2 separate regions of the Homo sapiens genome follow, and region 2 is linked to region 1. Evidence: chromatin loops called from intact Hi-C (ENCODE). Cell type or tissue: OCI-LY7. All regions are shown on one strand. Links, peaks and the distances in the headings refer to the core of each region. The heading gives the core; the rest is flanking DNA.

The links. A loop is a pair of places that touch in the nucleus more often than their neighbours do. Peaks named below come from ENCODE experiments on the same cell type or tissue, not always from the same donor. Only the 100,000 strongest peaks of a DNase experiment are listed, where the experiment ranks them.
Region 2: a loop joins it to region 1, with 7 times the contacts of the local background. A loop is called at or near these places in 3 of 110 quality-filtered maps.

Annotation. Positions count from the first base shown.
Region 1 is chr7:102,388,113-102,393,488 of GRCh38, reverse strand. All of the region lies in intron 4 of LOC100630923 (LOC100289561-PRKRIP1 readthrough), which reads right to left. Among named protein-coding and RNA genes, the nearest start is that of PRKRIP1, 5.6 kb to the left of the region's middle. In OCI-LY7, for the core only: CTCF peaks have their summits at 2,369 and 2,573 (motif pointing right); a DNase peak (open chromatin) is centred at 2,578; H3K27ac peaks cover 648 bases.
Region 2 is chr7:102,329,446-102,334,821 of GRCh38, reverse strand. No RefSeq gene overlaps it. Among named protein-coding and RNA genes, the nearest start is that of SPDYE6, 24 kb to the left of the region's middle. In OCI-LY7, for the core only: no CTCF peak of the experiment used is centred there; a DNase peak (open chromatin) is centred at 3,081; H3K4me3 peaks cover 782 bases; H3K27ac peaks cover 1,751 bases.

The sequences.
Region 1 (5,376 bases), core at 177-5,176:
TGACTAAAGCCTCGGGGTTAGCAGCTATATTGTCAGCGAGGCAATGGTGTGGGTTTTGTGATCAGTGGGACAAAAGAAGGAAAAAGGGAAAGGATGTGAAGGAGAAGCTCTGTCCAGTTCCTGTTCTGTTTCCCTGGGAGCTGGACAGACATTCACAGCTGGGTCTTGGTGTTCTCTTGTCAAACAAAAGTAATTTCCAGGACACCAACATCACACAAGACCATTCCGTGACCACAAAAACCTGGTGTGGTGGCTCATGCCTGTAATCCCAGCACTTTGGGAGGCCGAGGTGGGCAGATCACCTGAGGTCAGGAGTTTGAGACCAGCCTGGCCAACATGGTGAAACCCCGTCTCTACTAGAAATACAAAAAATAGCCAGGCGTGGTGGTGCACACCTGTAATCCCAGCTACTCGGGAGGCTGAGGCTGGAGAATTGCTTGAACCTGGGAGGCAGAGGTTGCAGTGAGCTAAGATTACGCCTTTGCACTCCAGCCTGGGCGACAGAGCAAGACTCTGTCTCAAAATAAATAAATAAATAAAAATAAAAATAAAAGAAACATTTGCTGGAGGGACATGGGCTCCTAGGGACAGGGTCGCCCTCCCACTGAGTCCCCAAGAGGATGAACAGGTGGACAAGTGGATGGTACCTGGAGGGTGAAGTGTTTGTTCTCCAAAGGTCATTCCTGGCTGCCCAATAGTGGGTGGTTTTCTAGGAGCTCAGGGTGGAATTAAGGGTCCTTAGTGGCCCAGGTCTGTCACTGGAACCTGGGGAGGGCTTGGCCTGGCTGGGGCCATGCACACAAACTCACCCAGGATCACACACATTAGCAACCAGTACCTCACTTTTCTCCAAACACTCCACAGAACGAAGGTTTTTGTCTACAAAACAAAGCATCTTTTCCTCCTTGGAGAACTCCCATACAGGCTTCTCAACTTGGCCAAAATGCTACCTCCTCCAAGAAGCCTTCTCAGATTGCCTCTCCCACCCCTCACTTCCAGGAAGTGAATTGCTCCCTTCTTGGTGCTCTCCCAGCTCTGAATCCCAATAACTGGTGAAGTAGTTACCACTATGTCCTCACCATCTGTGTCCCCATGGGCTTGGCAGTGTGGTGGGCTGGGCCAGAATCCCAGCATCTAACCCTGGCATGGTGTAGAGTGGGTACTTCCAGGATGCTTGGAGAATAAAGGAATGAAAACATATATGAAGACTGAATAGACGTGTCAGTGAGATGAGCAAGTGATGGATGAATGAATGAATAAGGACATTAAGAGAAAGAATGAAGACTCAATCAATAAAAGGACACTTAATAAATGAACATGTGAGGCCACGGACTATCAGAAAGCCACAGAGCCAGGAGTGCGGGGCAGTGTCTGTCCGGTTGGTAAAGGTCTCCCTGGCACCCCCAGCCTCAGTGTCTGTCACAGAGCTGGTGCTTGGCAGATATCTGCTGGATGAAAGTTAAGCGAATGAATGGAGTGAAGGAATGCATGAAGGCAAGAGAGAGTTAAGGCATGTGGGTGTGAAGGAGCTGGTAATAACTTCAGTGTCTAAGTCTGGTCTAAATTGTGGACATATTTATCAGCAGATATATGTTTTTCAATAGACGGGGTCTCACTCTGTCACCAGGCTGGAGTGCGGTGGTGCCAGTATAGCTAACTGCAGCCTCGAACTCCTGGGCTCAAGGGATCCTCCTGACTCAGTGTCCAGAAAAGCTAGGGCTACAGGCAGGTACCACTATGCCCAGCTAATTTTTCACATTTTTTGTAGACATGGGGTATTGCTATGTTTCCCAGGCTGACCTCAAGCAATTCTTCAGCCTTGGACTCCTGAGTAGCTATGACAACAGGCTGGTGCCACCACACTCAGCTAACTTTTTATTTTTATTTTTTGAGAGGGAGTTTCTCTCTTGTCACCCAGGCTGGAGTGCAATGGCGCGATCTCGGCTCACTGCAACCTCTGCCTCCCAGGTTCCAGCGATTCTCCTGCCTCAGCCTCCTGAGTAGCTGGGATTACAGGCACCCGCCACCATGCCCGGCTAATTTTTGTATTTTTAGTAGAGACAGGGTTTCGTCATGTTGGCCAGGCTGGCCCCGAACTCCTGATCTCAGGTGATCCACCCGCCTCAGCTTCCCAAAGTGCTGGGATTACAGGCGTGAGCCACCTTGCCCAGCCTAATATTTTATTTATTTATTTATTTATTTATTTATTTATTTATTTATTTGGTAGAGCTGGAGTCTTGCTATGTTGCCCAGGCTATCATCCTGATTCTACTGAAATGGAACTGAGGCCCAGAGGAGAAAGCAATTGGCTCAGGGCCACACAGACTCAAACCCAGCAGTCTAGCCCTGGGTCTGTGACAGCCTGAGTGATTATGTGACTCACACAGATGGGACAGGGCCCCAGCAGACCCTGGCGGGAACCCTGGTGGCACCCTCCTAGGTGGCACCTTCCTGGTGGCACCTTCCTGGGGCTGAGGTCAGATTTGAGGTCCGGCTCCCTGGGATGAAAGGCCGCCTCACAGATGCCCACAAGTCTCACACCCAGGGTGATGTCCCTTCTGCCACCAGAGGGCAGCAAATCCCCACCCAGGTCCCGCCACTAGGAGCCTTAATCCACCTTTCCTGAGATCCAGAACTGGGCACCCAGGGAGCAAGGTCTACTGGCTGGAAGATACCAGTGCGTTGCAGACTGGCAGACTGGGTGCCACCTACCCTGGGCTTGCACAAGCAACCTAACCTCTCTAAGGCTGTTTCCTTATGTGCAAAATTGGTACAAGCGAATCTACCTTGTCGCTGGCACATGGGTAAAATGACGTTTGGACATGCAGTGTCCAGCAGAGCCTGACATTCAATAACATGGCTCACGCCTGTAATACCAGCACTTTGGGAGGCTGAGGCAGGTGGATGATCTGAGGTCAGGAGTTCGAGACCAGCCTGGCCAACATGGTGAAACTCCGTCTCTACTAAAAATACAAAAAAAATTAGCCGGGCGTGTGGGGTGGGGGGAGCTGCCTGTAATCCCACCTACTCGGGAGGCTGAGGCAGGAGAATTGCTTGAGCCCAGGAGGCGGAGGCTGTACTGAGCCAAAATCGCACCTCTGCACTCCAGCCTGGGAGACAGAGAGAGACTCTGTCTGAAAAAAAAAAAAAAAAATAGGTGACCACACTTGTCCTAGTTTGATCCTAGGACTGAAGGGTTTCCCAGAAAGTGGGACCTTCAGTGCTAAAACCAGGAGAATCTTGGGCAAGCCAGGATGGTTGATTACCCTAGACGAGTGGGTACTCCTATCTCAATTCTTTGAGTAGTGGTTGATACTTTAAGTACTAAAACAGCAGGGTTTTTTTTCTTTTTTCTTTTTTTCTTTTCTTTTCTTTTTTTTTTTGAGACAGAGTTTCACTCTCGTTACCCAGGCTGGTCTCAAACTAGAGAAATGAAAATATATGTCCACTGACTGACCTGTATGCAAATACAAACAGTAGCTTGATTCATAATTGCCAAAAACTGGAAACAACCCATATGTCCATCAAATTGAGATCTAGACCTACAGGGAAATACTACTTAGCAATAAAAGGAAGGAGCTTTTGCTGAGTGCGGTGGCTCATGACTGTAATCCCAGCACTTTAGGAGGCTGAAGAGGGAGGATCACTTGAGGCCGGGAGTTCAAGACCAGCCTGGCCAACAAGATGAAAGCCTATCTCTACTAAAAATACAAAAATTAGCTGGGCATGGTGGTGTGCACCTGTAATCTCAGGTACTTGGAAGGCTGAGGCAGGAGGATTGCTTGAACCCAGGAGGCGGAGGTTGCAGTGAGTCGGATTAAGAAGGTGGATTAAGATATCATACCACTGCACTCAGCCTGGGCGACAGTGAGACCCCATCTCAAAAAAAAAGGGGACCAGGTGTGGTGGCTCATGCCTGTAATCCCAGCACTTTTGGAGGCCGAGGCGGGCAGATCACGAGGTCAGGAGATCAAGACCATCCTGGCTAACAGGGTGAAACCCAGTCTCTACTAAAAATACAAAAAAATTAGCCAGGTGTGGTGGTGTGCACCAATAGTCCCAGCTATTCAGGAGGCTGAGGCAGGAGAATGGCGTGAACCCGGGAGGCGGAGCTTGCAGTGAGCCGAGCTCGTGCCACTGCACTCCAGCCTGGGCGACAGAGTGAGACTCCATCTCAAAAAAAAAAAAAAGAAAAAGAAAAAAGAAAAAGGAAGGAAGGACCTCTTGAGGCTTGCAATAACGTGGATGGATCTCAGATGCATTATGTTTAGTGAGTGAAGTCAGATCTATTAATAGAAGGCCACAACCTGAATGGTTCCATTTACTTGATGTTCTGGAAAAGCCAAAATGATAGGGATGGAAAACAGATCAGCAGTTGCCATGGGCCAAGTAGGAGGACGGGACTGACCTGGGAGGGCCTCAGGGAACTTTCTTGGGTAATAGATATTTTTTCCCCTCCCTCCCTCCCTCCCTCCCTTCCTCCCTTCCTACCTTCTTTCCTTCTTTTGAGATGGTGTCTCACTCTGTTGCCTAGACTGGAGCGCAGTGGCGTGACCATAGCCCATTGCAGCCTCAAACTCCTGGGCTTCAGTGATCCTCCTGCCACAGCCTCCTGAATAGCTGGGACTATTGGTGCACACCACCACACCTGGCTATTTTTACTTTATTATTATTATTATTTTTGTAGAGATGATGTCTTGCTGTATTGCCCAGGCTGGTCTCAAACTCCTGGCTTCCAGTGATCCTTCTATCCCCAGAATCCCAAAGCACTGGGATTATAGGCATGATCCACTGCACCTGGCCTCTCTGCATAATATTTGGATGACAAAAATGTTCTATATCTGAATTGTGGTGGCAGCTACACAACCATCCACATTTATCAAACTTATTTAACCATATACTTCTATTTATTTATTCATAGACAGAGTTTCACTCTGTCGCCCACACTGGAGTGCAGTGTCTCGATCTCTGCTCACTGTAACTTCTGCCTCTCAGCCTCAAGCAATCCTCCCATCTCAGCTTCCCGAGTAGCTGGGACTACAGGCACGCACCACCATGTGCAGCTAATTTTTGTATTTTTTGGTTTTGTTTTTTTGTAGAGATGGGGGTCTCACTATGTTGCCCAAGCTGGTCTCAAACCAGAGTCCTGGGATTACAGGTGTGAGCCACTGTGCCTGGACTTGAACCATATACTTTAAAAGGGTGGATTTAATCATATGAACATTGTACCTCAATAAACTTGACCTAATTTACAGTGTGGATTTGCCAGGTTGCAGGGGAGCTAACCCTCCATTGTCTGAGTTGCTTTCGTGAGGAGTTCAGCCTTTAGCTCCTTGTGCCCTCTGAGGCAGCTCGGGCCTGTAAATCTGCCCTGCT
Region 2 (5,376 bases), core at 203-5,202, 59 kb after region 1:
ATATATACACGTATGAAAAATATATACACACATACATATATATATACACATATGTGTGTGTATATATACACGTGTGTGTATATATATACACGTGTGTGTATATATATATACACACGTGTGTGTATATATACATACACACGTGTGTGTATATATACATATATATATACATACACACCCGTGTGTGTGTATGTATATATATATACATTTATTTATTTATTTTATTTTATTTTTCCCTGGTTGGGCACAGTGGTTCATGCCTGGAATCTCAGCGCCTTGGGAGACCGAGGCGGGAGGATTGCTTGAGCCCTGAGAGTTTGAGACCAGCGTGAGCAACATAGTTAGTTCCTTGTCTCTATTTTTTTTTTTTTTTTGAGTCGGAGTCTAGCTCTGTCGCCCAGGCTGGAATGCAGTGGCCTGATCTCGGCTCACTGCAAGCTCCGCCTCCCAGGTTCACGCCATTCTCCTGCCTCAGCCTCCCGAGTAGCTGGGACTACAGGCGCCTGCCACCACGCCCGGCTAATTTTTTTGTGTGTGTTTTTAGTAGAGACAGGGTTTCACTGTGTTAGCCAGGATGGGCTCGATCTCCTGACCTTGTGATCCACCCGCCTCAGCCTCCCAAAGTGCTGGGATTACAGGCCTGAGCCACCGCGCCCGGCCGCCTTGTCTCCAATTTTTAAATATTTTAATTAGAATACAAATTATCCATTTTTTTTTTTTTGCATATGGCTGCGTAAACATGTTAGTTCAGAGATTCTGCCCTGTGAAAAGTGAATAGCACATAAATGCTCATTTTGAGGAATTACAAAGCGAACCCCAGGGTCACCACCTCCCAGGTTGACACACATTGTCACCGCTCCATTCTTTCCACTTAAATCTCCCCCCCCAACCCCCCCCCCCAGGTCCTGATTTTTATGGTAATTATGTCCTGTTTGTGTCTGTTATTTTGTCAACTAAGTATCCCTAAACAATATAGTCTGGGTTTTTGTTTGTTTTTTTTGTTTGTTTTTTTCAGACAGAATCTCACTCTGTCACCCAGGCTGGAGTGCAGTGGCATGATCTCGGCTCACTGCAACCTCTGACTCCCGGGTTCAAGCAGTTCTCCCGCCTCAGCCTCCTGAGTAGCTGAGATTACAGGCGCCGTCCACTGCACCCGGCTAATGTTGTATTTTTAGTAGAGTCAGGGTTTCACCATGTTGGCCAGGCTGGTCTCGAACTCCTGACCTCCAGCGATCTGCCTGCCTCGACCTCCCAAAGTGCTGGGATTACAGGCGTGAGCCACCATGCCTGGCCCCTAAACAATATAGTCTTGATATTGTTGTAACCGAGCGAGTTATAGAGAAACGCCGCACCATGAGACTGATTTAGGAGTCCTTTATTGCCGGTGACTGAGAGATGGCTAGAGCTCAAAATTCTTTTGGCCCCGAAGAAGGGGCTAGATTTCTTTTTATACCGTGGTCTAAATAGGGGAGGGGGAGTTTAGCTGAAACAATTTTTACAGAAGCAGAACAGGGAAAAATTAAAAAGATTAATTGGTTACATAAATAGTTACAGAAAAATAAACAGTTCCAGGTGCAGGGGCTCAAACTACCACAAAGAGATAAATGCAGGGTCTTTTGGTATCATCCACCGAGCGAGTCCCCAAGAGCTGCTGGTTCAGCTTGCCTCGATACCTTATCAGTAAGTGCATTCCTAGACGTGCATGGAGTCAGCTTAGACTAGTTATGCCTTTAAGGGAGGGGGCTGCAAGTGAAGGAACTAAAATGGAGCCTGTCTGGCTCTCTCAGCTAAGAGAGACAATCACGTTAAAATAAGGTAGGGTATCACAATATAGGTAAGCATACAGCGTATATTTAATATGTCTGGCTTTTTTTTTCCATGTAGAGATGGGGTCTCACCACATCTCTACATAAAAGGTGGTTAACGAGATCCAAGGTGGTCTCCATCTCGTGGCCTCAAGTGATCTTGTAACCCCAGCCCCCCAAAGTGCTGGGATTACAAACATGAGCCACTGGTGCCCAGCCCTGGCTTCTTTTTTGTAGACATTATTTTAGAAGTCATTTTATTGTAACAACAGAAGTATTCATTTTCTCTGTAGTATGCTGTTCTATTTCATGACTCTCCACCATATATTTATCCCTCCTTCTTGCTCAGGGACACTGGATTGTTTTCCATTTTAACCTGCTATGAACAATTCTGCAGGGAATATTCTTTTTTTTTGTTTTTTTTGGAGACAGAGTCTCGCTCTGTTGCCCAGGTTGGAGTGCAGTGGCGTGATCTCGGCTCACTGCAACCTCCACCTCCTGGGTTCACGCCATTCTCCTGCCTCAGCCTCCAGAGTAGCTGGGACTACAGGTACCCGCCACCACGCCTGGCTAACTTTTTGTGTTTTTAGTAGAGACGGGGTTTCACTGTGTTAGCCAGGATGGTCTCTATCTCCTAACCTCATGATCCGCCCACCTCGGCCTCCCAAAGTGCTGGAATTACAGGCGTGAGCCACCGCGCCCGGTCTCTGCAGTGAATATTCTTACACAGAGGAGCAGGCATGGGGTATGTACTAATGAATGGGACTGCTGGCTCAGTGGTCCACCTGGCTTTCCACCCTACTAAATTGTTTTCCAAAGTTGTTATACTGGTTTATGCGCTCTCTCACTGCTCACCAGCAGGGTAGAATTCCTGATGTTTGCATCCTGCCTAAAGCTGGTGGGTGTAGCGTGGTATCCTAGGGTAGTTTTAGTTTGGATTTCTCCAGACTTCTCTAAGTTGAGGACCTTTTCATATTCACTGGCCGCTGTGATTGCTCTTTCGTAATGTACCTGCTCAAGTCTTTCACTCTTTTCTCATTGCAAACGTACATCCTAGGTTTCCAGCAGGAGCAACAGGCCTGTCGATTCTGACACAAGATGGGTGAATCGGTAACTTTTCTGGTTTGTTTTCCCACTGCTCATTATCCTTCTGTTTTCTTTAATGGCTTTCTGCCTAGATCAGGAGGGATGGACTTTCTTTTGAAACCCAGTAACACAACTGTTATTTCAGTACAGAGCTAAGACAGGAATAGCAGACATGGTTCAATGGTCCCTGCACCTAGAGAGTGCCGTGGAAACAGGGCCCAGTCACCCTCCAACTGCACTGCACAGTCCCATGAAACCAGAAAGACAACCCAGGTTGGAGAATGTCACCTTTCATTTAAGACCAAGTTTTGCAGGGTCTTTTTAATTTGTTTTTAAGTCTGCTACCTAACTTCCTTTGGGCTTTTATTTGTGAACTTATAACTTAGAGGACACGTAATCTCACTCTTCTAGCAATTTCTCTAGGAGATGATAACAATGTGGACAGACAAATAATTAGCAATAAAACATCTTGGCCAGGCATGGTGGCTCACATCTGTAATCCCAGCACTTTGGGAGACCAAGGCAGGAGGACCACTTGAACCTAGGAGTTCAAAACCAATCTGGGCAACATGGTGAAACCCCATCTTTACAAAAAGTACAAAACTTAGCCAGGTGTTGTAGCACGTGCCTGTAGTCCCAGCTATTCAGGAGGCTGAGGTGGTAGAATCACTTGAGCCCAGGAGGTCAGGGCTGCATTGAGCTGTGATCGTGCCACTGCACTCCAGCATGGGCAACAGAGTGAAACCCTGTCTCAAAAAAAAAAAAAAAAAACAAAAAAAAAGCAATCAAGCATCTCCAGGGTAAATGAGAGCAACATGAAGAATAAGCTGCTTATAAATACTTATAAGTTAAATTGATAAAAACAATATACCACATCATAATCTAGTCTCAGCAAGGAAAACAACAGGCCAACATTAGAAGGCACCAATGACATAAAACAGATCTTGAACATTTTGGTATTAGATCATGAAGGACTAGCTCAAGCTGCACTCAGGGCTTAAGAATCACAAGCCACGTTACACATACAGTACTTCAGACATTCTTCATTCCTGACTGAGTTTTTTTGAGACGGAGTCTCACTCTGTCGTCCAGGCTGCAGTGCAGTGTCATGATCTCGGCTCACTGCAGCTGCCGTCTCCCAGGTTCAAGCAATTCTCCTGCCTCAGCCTCCCCAGTAGCTGGTATTACAGGTGCCCACCACCACGGCCAGCAATTTTTTGTATTTTTAGTAGAGAAGGGGTTTCACCATGTTGGCCAGGCTGGTCTCAAACTCCTGACCTCAAGTGATCTGCCTGCCTTGGCCTCCCAAAGTGCCAAGATTACAGGCATGAGCCACTGCACCTGGCCCTTACTGAGCTTTGAATCCAGTAGATGCATTTTTGGCCCTATTGGAGCAGACAACCTACTGCCATTTGTGGAAATTAGCAAGCTTGTACACAAGCAATGTACAAATACAGGCTGGTTAAGAGAGATTGGAAATATGACTCAGGACTTATCATTAAGTAACAGAATATTACACAGGTAGTAGCCTTCCCTGTCACACACCTTGCTTTCAAATTTATTTTCAGTCAGCACGTAATTTTTTTTTTTTTTTGAGATGGAGTCATCCTTTCACATCCATCAGTAGAGATGGAGTTTCATCGTGTTGTCCTCTCGAACTCCTGACCTCAAGTGATCCACCTGCCTTGCCCTTCCAAAGTGCTGGGATTACAGATGTGAGCCACCATGCCCGGCCAGCACCCAATAATTTAATTGGCATACTTAACTCTGCTCCACCCGGAACAGACTTAAGACTTCTTAGACTTCTAAAGATTTTTTAAAGTCTTCTTTTTCCTTTTGGTTTCTTTAGTTTGTAGTTAAGGCTTTGCAGACTTGCCTCCTATAATGTCTCCTTTTATTTTTTATTTTTTAATTTTTATTTTTTGAGACAGAGTCTCACTCTGTCACCCTGGCTGGAGTACAGTGGTGCGATCATAGCTCACTGCAGCTTTGAACTCCTGGACTCAAGCAGTCCTCCCACCTTAGCCTCCTGAATAGCTGAATACAGGCACGTGCTACCACACCTGGCTAATTAGTATTATTTTTTTTGTAGAAATGGGATCTTGCTGTATTGCCCGGGCTGGTCTTGAACTCCTGGGTCAAGCCATCCTCCTGCCCTGGCCTCCCAAAGTGCTGGGATTATAGGCATGAGCCACGGTGCCCAGCCTTTGTCTTAGTTTTTGGTCCCCCTCACCTGACCCCACAGTTCTAGAACCATTCCCTTGCAAAGAAAGGGACTGCTCACGGCTGGGGATGGAGAAGTGCTGTGGTAGGAGCCCTTTCTTCTCTTTCTTCCCCAGCTGGATTGCCAAACCTACCCTGCGGTCCTCGTCTTCCTGGCCCCATAGCTCCTCCTCGCCAAGCATGTCTTCCCCACTGCAGAGAGCTGCGGGAGGTACCAAGAGGGCCTTGTCTGCATCTTCTAGTTCCTCTGCCAGTCTACCCTTCG